Linked DNA regions of Homo sapiens: region 2 is linked to region 1. Evidence: read pairs that join two places in POLR2A ChIA-PET (ENCODE). Cell type or tissue: OCI-LY7. All regions are shown on one strand. Region 1 overlaps CUL3 (cullin 3). Region 2 overlaps CUL3 (cullin 3).

Evidence for each region. Peaks named below come from ENCODE experiments on the same cell type or tissue, not always from the same donor. Only the 100,000 strongest peaks of a DNase experiment are listed, where the experiment ranks them.
Region 2: POLR2A ChIA-PET joins it to region 1 with 14 read pairs; 16 of 35 experiments call an interaction of 5 or more read pairs at or near these places.

What each region holds. Positions count from the first base shown.
Region 1 is chr2:224,518,961-224,523,960 of GRCh38, forward strand. The region is part of intron 3 of CUL3 (cullin 3); the gene reads right to left. Among named protein-coding and RNA genes, the nearest start is that of CUL3, 64 kb to the right of the region's middle. RefSeq lists a silencer at 2,698-2,767. In OCI-LY7, no CTCF peak of the experiment used is centred here; DNase peaks (open chromatin) are centred at 421, 1,341, 2,921 and 4,881; H3K4me3 peaks cover 4,550 bases; H3K27ac peaks cover 5,000 bases.
Region 2 is chr2:224,574,059-224,579,058 of GRCh38, forward strand. All of the region lies in intron 1 of CUL3 (cullin 3), which reads right to left. Among named protein-coding and RNA genes, the nearest start is that of CUL3, 8.8 kb to the right of the region's middle. In OCI-LY7, no CTCF peak of the experiment used is centred here; DNase peaks (open chromatin) are centred at 543 and 2,263; H3K4me3 peaks cover 3,737 bases; H3K27ac peaks cover 3,743 bases.

The DNA of each region.
Region 1 (5,000 bases):
AGTCAGAACTGATGAATTCTTCAGGAATGCTGTGTATAGAGGAAAATGATGCTTCAGTAAAGGAAGCCAAGGCATGTGATCAGAATACATAGTTTGGAGCACCCCAATCCAAAAATCTGACATCTAAAATTCTCCAAACTCTGAAACTCTGAGCATCAACATGATGCCACAAGTAAATTCCACAACTGACCTCATGCATCGGGTTGCAGCCAAAACTTTATTTCATGTACAAATTACTTAAAATATTGTACAAAATTACCTTTGGGCTATGTATATAAGGTGTATATAAAACATAAATGAATTTTATGTTTAGCACATGGGTTCCATCCCCACAATCTCTCATTATGTATATGCAAATATTCCAAAATCCCCCCAAAATGCAAAATCTGAAAACACTTATGGTCACAAGCATTTCGGGTAAGAGACAAAATCAACCTGAAGCTGGAAGGTGTAGGCAGAACACAGAATGTTTAAAGCCATGGGTTACTGTGGTGTAAGAGCTAAGCCTTTGTCTTTCAACTTGAGACTGTCAAGATGTGTGATGATAATTAAATGACATATAATATTAAGAAAAACTTGATAACCCTAAAATTTCATTATAGATAAAAAAGAGCTAATAAATGGAGAAGAAACACAGAAACTTAAGTGTGGCTCTATAAAACTATTAATAGTAATACTAAATAATCATTTATATTAAATGTCTGACATGTATGATTAATTACCATCAAGTACAATTAAGGGTACAGATGCATAACCCTTGAGTATTTGTGTGCATATGTTAAACAGAAATGCACACATATATTCACAGTAAACTTGTGATATGCACATGATATGATTCTAATATCATTTAAATTCTTGTGAGGTTTTAATTTTTATGTGTCTATTTTTTAAGATTTTTTAAAAGTCCCAGCTCCGGTTACCTCTAACTAGCAAACTCAAAGTATGAACAAGATTTTAAAAATCATTCCAAAAGAGAAAAAAAAAAAATTAAAGACTGATTTTAAAATGTCTTAATCCCAGGCTTTGACCAAAATGTAGTGACCAAAATGTAGTATGAGTTTGACATTAGTCACTTATCTACTAAAGAGACCTTAGCAGAGATAGAAAGTTGGTGGCTTTTTCTACTTGCCTTTTTAAAGCCAAAAACAGGCATTTTAAATATAAAATGTTCTGAAAAACATGTTCGAAAGCCTAATGTGAGTCAAGCATTATGTTTACATAAAGGGATGTGAGTTTCATCACCACAGAGATAAACCACATTTTAAATCTCTATTTACAGTTCTCTCTCAAGGGTTGCTATTCCTTGGCCAAGCAGGCCTGCAATGAGCAAAAACTTTCACAAGCTAGGTGGACCTGTGGTGAGAGACAGGAGCCAATGGTGGGGACCCACCTCATGCCCCCCTTTTCACAGCTGGTTCTGCATCTGACTTCATCCATACAGTAAGCTTGATAAACCAACTTCATTTGTAACATAAGCACTTCATTTGTAACATAACATCTATCTCACAATGCTATTCCACTCATTTCCACTTCTAGTCCTGAAAATAAATAGCTTTTAAGACCAACTTCCCTGCCAACAACTATAAAGGCTGGATAAAAAAATACAAAAGCACCACCAGTTTTAAAACATCAACTAGGACAGGCAGGTCTCCAGGAGTTGGACTGGAGAGAGATGGAGTCTTTCTAAGCCACAAGAAAAGGAAAGCTCAACCAGGTGACCTCCATGGAAAACTCCTGCAAATGCTTACTCAAGACCTAGGGCTCTTTGCATGCCCAGAAGACACGAGGACACCAACAAACAAAATGCTTGGCCCTACAAGACCACAGATATTACTACTTCCACCATCTTGGCAAAGATGTGCCTCTTCCTCTTCACCCTACCAACATATCTAAATAGTTAAATGATGTATAAGAAATCAAATTCAGCACATAAAAGTATGCTCAAAGGTGTCAAGACACACAATGCAAAAATACAGTTCCTATTGAAGCTAAACCTATGCAAAGTCAAGGGGTGTCTCTTAAAGTGCGCTAAATAGTTTCATTACTCAGGGAGTGGCATTACAAACAAATCAAATAAAAAGTTAAAATAAAAACAAATGTGAAAATTAAGTCCAAAAAACAACTTAACTCTTACTACTTAATTTACCTGCAAGAAAAAGTTTAGTAAATATTTTTAATAGTCATTATGTTACAGAAAAGCAAGCTAGGATAAATGGGTTCTAGGCAAAATCAATGGTGCACCCAAGGAAAGAAACAACTTAAAAATTGTTATTTTATCATTCCTATCTAATGTTTCATTTGTAACTATGAGTAAACAGGTGTTTGAGAACAAATTCTAAAACTAACCTTTGGGTCACATTCAACTCTGAAAGCTTAGTATAAATATAAATACAAAAGTCCTCTGGTTCTATTACAAAGTTTAAGGGAGCTTTTAATAACATGTTTGCTTTAAAGTCCAGTAGTTTCATACTTCTTTTTTTTTTTTTTTGAGACAGAGTCTCGCTCTGTTGCCCAGGCTGGAGTGCAGTGGCACGATCTCGGTTCACTGCAACTTCCGCCTCCCAGGTTCAAGTGATCCTCCTGCCTCAGCCCCGCTAGTAGCTGGGATTACAGGTATGTGCCACCATGCCCGGCTAATTTTTGTATTTTCAGTAGAGTTGGGGTTTCACCATGTTGGGCCAGGCTGGTCTCTAACTCCTGACCCGCCTCGGCCTCTCAAAGTAGTTCAGTACTTTTACTACTACTCCTAATAGACCAAGGATAGTTATTTATTAGTACTTATTCATCTATCCTCTGCCTGGTCCCACATATGGCCAGCAGTAGCTATTTATTTAGGAAAAAAAAAAAAGGTTTAACAATGTGTGAATTGCTGTGAAAGTTGGTCTTTTAAGCTAACTGTCAAGCTGGTTAATCAAACTCTTAAATAGTTCTTCTTTCAGTTTCTTATCCTCATACTAAGAACATCTGTAACTGTTTTTGTCTACTACTGTAAAAGAGAATACGAAAAGACAAATGTAAACAGGGTTAAAAAAATCTTTATAAATATTAAATACTTATTCTGCTAGTAAGCTAGAGATAAACCCTGAAAAGTTAAACTCACATTTAAAATTAAAAAAAAAAAAAAAAGAGGCAAATAACTCTATGACAAGTCTGTCAGAACATGTTAGAACTTGCCTTACCAAATTTAATCACTAAGGTAATCCTCTATTAACAAGTAATAAAATATTTTCAGAGTTCACTTTCAAATCATGAAATAAATACAGATTTAAAAAGGTTTAACACAATGAAGACAGAAATAGAAAAATTTTAAATGAGCAGAAAAGTAGTAAAAAGTTTCTACTGCAGAATCATAGTGGGGGAAAAAAAGTCTAATTATAATTAGATCGAAGTTTAAAGAACTTTCTCAATACTTTCCATGATACCAGTAACTGACTACACTTCTAAAACAGCACCAGTAACATATGAATTAGTAAATTGTACAGATAAACATTTCTAGATATAAAAATATTACTGATAAATTTGGTAGAGAAGCATATGATATGGTGTCAAAAAACCTGGTGGACTTAGCCACTACTAAAAAGCTCAGAGTTTCCACCACAGTAAAAATTTTCTTAAAATCTTTCTTGGGAGGCCGAGGCGGGCGGATCATGAGGTCAGGAGATCGAGACCATCCTGGCTAACACAGTGAAACCCCATCTCTACTAAAAAATACAAAAAAATTAGCCAGGCGTGGTGGCGGGAGCCTGTAGCCCAGCTACTTGGGAGGCTGAGGCAGGAGAATGATATGAACCCGGGAGGCGGAGCTTGCAGTGAGTCAAGATCCTGCCACTGCACTCCAGCCTGGGTGACAGCGTGAGACACCGTCTCAAAAAAACAATCCTTCTCAGGGGTCTGAAAAATTTTAACAAGAAAAACACAGTTGTGAAAATTTTTTATTTAAAAATAATTTCCATTTAAGAATTGTCTACCAAGATATTGGACAAATCAAACCCATGTTTCTCTAAAGTTGTGTAAACTGCAATAAATCATAAAATAAAAACACTGTTCTCTACTTCAAATTTAATAATCTAGAGGTCAGAGGGAAAAAAAACAGTTAATCACACTTTGAGGTCTTAGAGCAATGAATTTATAAGACTATCTTTCAGGAAAGAAGACCTGTATTAGAGAAGCAATACAATTCAGTGGTTAAGAGCACTGATTCAAGAACCAAATAGCCTCTGTTTCAGTCTTGTCTGCCATTTACTAGGTGTGACCTTAGTATCTGTCTCAGTTGCCTCATCTGTAAAATAACATCTACCTCAAAATGTTATTCCACCTTTAGTACTGAAAGAAAAGCTTTTGTAAGACCAACGCCCCTGGAAGAACAACTATAAAAGCTGGATGAAAATAAAAAACTACCACCTCATACCCATTAGAAGAGTTACTATAAAAAAAAAAAACACAAAACACAAAATAACAAGTTTTGACAAGAATGTGGAAAAATTAGAGCTCTCGTGCACTGTTGGTGGAAACCTAAGATAGTATAGCTGCTGTGGAAAGCAATATAGCAGTTCCTCAAAAATTACAAAAACAATTAACATAGGATCCACTAATTCCACTTCTGGGTATACACCCAAAAGAAATGAAAGCACATCTTGAAGAGGTATTTGTACATTCGTGTTCACAGCAACATTATTCACAGTAGCCAAAAGGTGAAAACAACTCAAGTGTCCATCAACAGATGAACAGATAAACAAAATGTGGTCTACACATAGAATGCGGTATTATGCAGCCTTAGAAAGGAAGTAAACTCTCACATATGCCGTAATACGATGAACCTTAAGGACATGCTAAGTGAAATATGCCAGTGACAAAGGGACAAACACCTTATGATTCCACTTACATGAGGTAATGAGTGATCAAATCATAAACAGAGAAGGTAGAATGGTAGCTGGCAGAGGCTTGGTGGAGGGGAAAATGGAAAGTTACTGTTTAGTGAGTACAGAATTTCAGTTTTGCAA
Region 2 (5,000 bases), 55 kb after region 1:
GTAAGAATGACTTACAAACACATATGTGAAGGAATTCCTCTTAGCAATGATGGCTTGCTTTTATAAGAAAGTATCTCTAAGGAATCTTATATTTTCTTAAAGTAGGTAAAAATTCCCCTTTGAAGTCGTTTTATTCATCTGCTCAGCAGTAACATTTCTCATTTAAAGAGTAAATTTGGGTCCAATCCTTTCTCAATGATTACAAGTACTAAATGGAGGTCAAATTAGGAAGTTTTGCTTAGTTACATTTTCAACTTTAAAACTGAATTTAAAAAAAAGAATGCTGTCTAGTAGCAACAGATTTGGATTAGGAGTTAAGGCAACTACAGGATCAGTTCTCAATTTCCTATTAACCGTTATCAAGTTGAGCAAGTAGTATTCTCCTCACCTTTAAAAAAGATTCATTAATAATTATTACTAGTGATTTTAAAGCAATGGTTAACAGCATTTCTTAAAATGAAATCTTTTACAGAACCCCATATACAAATGGTAACACAGGAGCTGCTCTCAAGGACCACAGAGGGAGCTTTCAAAGATTTCTACTTAACACTTCCTAGGCCTCCTGGGTCCTAGACACCCTCCAGGCTCCCTGTAAACGTTTGAAAATAACTGCCCTACATGAAACAGAATTATAGTTGAAAATTTTGATTTTATGATTGGGAAATTCTTTTAAATGTCATAGTGATACCACTATTAGCATTTTCTGACATGATTTCATTTAATCCTCACAATTTGTGAAAGACTGCTGTAGTTCTCATCTTAAAGAGGAGGAAACAAACTTAAAGAGTCTGTTAGTTCCTTTATTCAACATTGTGTACTATATGCTGGGTGCGTACTGCTGTACTGATCAAAGTCATAAAAAAGACTGAGGCCTCCTCAAGAAAATTATGCTCTAAAAAAGGAAATAGAGACTCCTCTCTCAAGAATCTTGGCTGTGAAAGGAGGTAGTTACTATAATGCAGAAGACAGGAAAAAGACATTTTCCTTCTCTGAGACCAGAGGGAAGGAGTCGAGAATGAATAAAGATGCAGATTAAATAATATAATTGAAAGGGAAGAATGCTGAATGAACTTCGAACTTTCACCTAATTACATTCCTTTTCACACTGATGTAGTAGTTAGGTTTCTTGAAGTAAGAGCAATTTGAGAATTCTCAAGAGATAGCTTAAGGACAATGATTAAAGTTTGGAATAGCTCAGGCAAGAAAGGGGAGAGGAAGCTGACCAGGGACATAAAGGAAACTGCTCAGAGGCACTGAGAGTCCAGCTAAATTAGAGACCACTGTCTTGCAATTTTCTCCAGGAGTAGCTAGAAAATATGTTCAGTGGGGGCAAATAGGTAGAACGATCCAAGATGCTTTCTGCTGCTATTTCTGGCCTTGTTCTGGGGAGGTAGTAAGAAAGGGGCAACTGGTAACATAGGTGGAAGTGACAGCACCATGGCTTGGGAGAATAAATGGGTCTTCCTGAGATCAAAGGGCACATTAACGTGAGAAGGAACCAAGCAACAAGATAGAATAATTAAATAATAACACCTTGCATTTATGTATAATGCTTATTATGTGCCAAGCACTATTCTAAGAAGCTTTATATGTATTAACTCCATCTTTAAAACAATTTTATGAGGTAGGTATCATCATTTTTTCCTTTTTGCAAAAGAGGGAACAGACAAGACACTAAGTGATTTGCTCAAAGTCCTACATCTAACAAACAGAAGAGCTAGGATAAAATGCAAAATGGAAGTTTGAAGATTTTTAAACTAGTAGGATGACAAGCTCTAAGCGTGAAGATCCCTGCAATACAAGCCTGTCTGATCGCCACTGTAGATCCAGGACCTGACCCATAGCAGCAACACACAATAAACGTATTTTAAATTGAATAAATGAATGACTTCCACATGCAATGAACAAAATTAAAATAGAGGCTAGACATAATATCTGTGAGGAATGTATTAACATAGTATCTGTGAGGAAGGTATTAAACTCCTCAATGACTGAGGGAGCATGAGTTCAGGAAGTCAGATGGTCATAGGGAGAGAGCAGGAGAGTAATTCTCAAGCCAAAAAAGATGATGATGGAAGTGGCAATAAACCACATCTGGGCCCAATAATTCAAGGACTGTAATAGAAACCTCAATTCAAAAAGATAAGCCTGAGAAATAGGGGACCAGAGTGTACAATTTAACAGTGTGACAGGAAGGGATGAGATGCGAAGAACAGTCATGGTGGAGGAAGTGAAATGTAGACCACAGCTAGTAAACAGAAAGACTGGACCGCAGACTAAGTCTTCTAACTCCCAATTCAGGGTCACTGACAATTTCAACTCATTTTTCCAGGAGACTAGGCTGACTACCCTGCTACATACAGAAGTGCCACATGATCTTTAACGACCCTCTACTACATCTTAAGACTTCACTTAGAGTTACAAAAACTTCAAACATTTCAGAGCATCATTTGCGCTGACTCACTGAATTTATCAATTACTATGGTTTGGCTTAGAGGACTAGTTTCTCATGTAATCAATCATTCACTAACCACTCACACTATGCTAAATGCTGCATGGTTCAAAACGATGTCTGGCATAAGCTTTGGACAGGGACCACAACCTAACCTAGTTCAGGAGTGAAAAAAAAGGGGGGGGGGGGAGGAGAAGGAGGAGAAAGGGAGGAAAGGAAGGAAAAAAGAAAAACTAGATGTGTTTTTAGATGCACATTTAACGTACATATTATAGAACATGCAAACCAAATGAGTGTTTATTCCTTCAATAAAGTTACAAGAGGTTACACACTTACTCTAAGGATTACATGTGAATCATATATGAACTTCTGTTTTTGAAGCCACCCCTCAAGAGCCAACAGGATTCTTTAAGTATCCCAGTGGTACTAAACCCATATCCTTTGAGAATGCTTTCTTAGAACGATTCACAAACTGGCTCTGCAGGCTTTTCAAAACTTAAGTTCTAGAAGTTGTACAATAAAATGACAGGATCGCTAAAATAAGTGTATGGCATTCGATGTAACTGCTTGCAAAAACAACATCCAATTTTAATATTGGCCTAATCGTGGCTAAATATTGGTATAATAATAGTTAACTATCTGCTAAGTTCTATTTTAAAGCTTTATTTTATTTATCACACAACAAACCTGTAAGGTGGGTCTCATTAGCAGTCTCATTTTACACAGGGGAAAACTGAGGCTACAAGAAGTAACTTGTTAAAGGTTATGCAGCTAGAGGCCGGGCGCGGTGGCTCACGCCTGTAATCCCAGCACTGTAGGAGGATGAGGCAGACGGATCACGAGGTCAGGAGATCGAGATCATCCTGGCTAACACGGTGAAACCCCGTCTCTACTAAAAATACAAAAAAATTAGCCAGGCGTGGTGGCAGGCACCTGTAGTCCCAGCTACCAGGGAGGCTGAGGCAGGAGAATGGCGTGAACCCGGGAGGTGGAGCTTGCACTGAGCTGAGATCACGCCACTGCACTCCAGCCTGGGTGACAGAGCGGAGACTCTGTCTCAAAAAAAAAAAAAAAGGTGATGCAGCTAGAAAGACATGGAGCTGGTATTCAAGCCCACACTCTTAACTACTATGCTTTCAGTCTCTTTACTTTTTAGTCACATCCCTATATTCATATGTTGAATACTCCAGTGCAAAAGTAAATGAAAATTCTCTACAGACTATTCATAGTTTTATTCTCCTAAGTAGTCAAAGAAATGCAAATTAAAGCATTAAAGTACTATTTTTTCACCTATAAAATTAAACATACATTATGCTGGGTAAGATACTGCTACACAGAAGTTAAACGGATACAACCTTGAGAAATATAATTAATTCTTAAGAGTGCTCACTTTAGAGCCAGATTGCTTGGGTCAGAATCCTAGTTCTGCCACTTGGAAGAATACCTTAAGCAAATTATTTAGCCTCTCAAAGCCTCATTTGTAGAACAGATAATAGTAGTATTCAATAGAGTTTGCTCAAATGATTAAGTTTAGATATGCAGAGTACATGATAAGCATTTAGAAAGTGTTAGCTATTATTATTACCCTTATGGAGGTCAATTAGGTAATATATTTCAGTTACGTGCAGCCCAATAATTCCATAATCATAGATGGACTCAAATATTTATGTGTCTAAATAGTCATAGTTGCAATCTTTTTTAACAGAAAAAATATGGACTCCCTGGAATCAACCAAAATATTTGGCAATAGGGAAATGGTTAAGCAAACTGAAGTATGATAGTCATTAAAAACTATGTTTTCAAAAATTTACAGTAAGAAATTTTTTAACAGCAGCATATACAATGATTATCTTACCTTAATTTTACTGTCTGTTCAGCCAACAATATGAAATTAAAATTCCAAAAACACATGAAAATGTTAATGTTGTTTGTTTCCAAGTGGTAGGATTACAGGTGATTTTTTTTATTTCCCTACTTGTACATTTAGATAATTATCAATTTTTCTACCAGGAATATACATCATTGTTATAATTAGAAAAGCTACTAAAATAAATTCATTGCTTTAACAGACTATGGTTGAATAGTTTTCACAAGACACTGATAGACTAATAACTAATTGTAATTCATGTGTTAACTCAGTGATTTGTTCTTACTAGTAATACCTTTACATTCTGTTGACCTTACAATGGGCTAACAAGAACTACTTTTAAAAAAAAGTTGCATTATTTAAAACTACAAATTGTCTAGTAACTTTTATATAAACCTAACAGGACTACTAAAGACCATCCATGTACTCTGGAATGAAAATAACAAAAAATTCCCTTTAAAGTCCCCCAATGTATAATATAAAAAAAAGGCATACCACTTTTTCTAGCCTTAATCATATAATCTTCCTGAACTGGACAAATGCTTTCATCCCTTAACTTCATTTAATGAATGATGTACAAACAAATGAAGCATTCTCTAATTTGTTTGAATCAAGTTTGTGATTTATGTATTACTTAAAAAGCCAAATTTTTACATTATATTTCATATTACTTAAATAGTT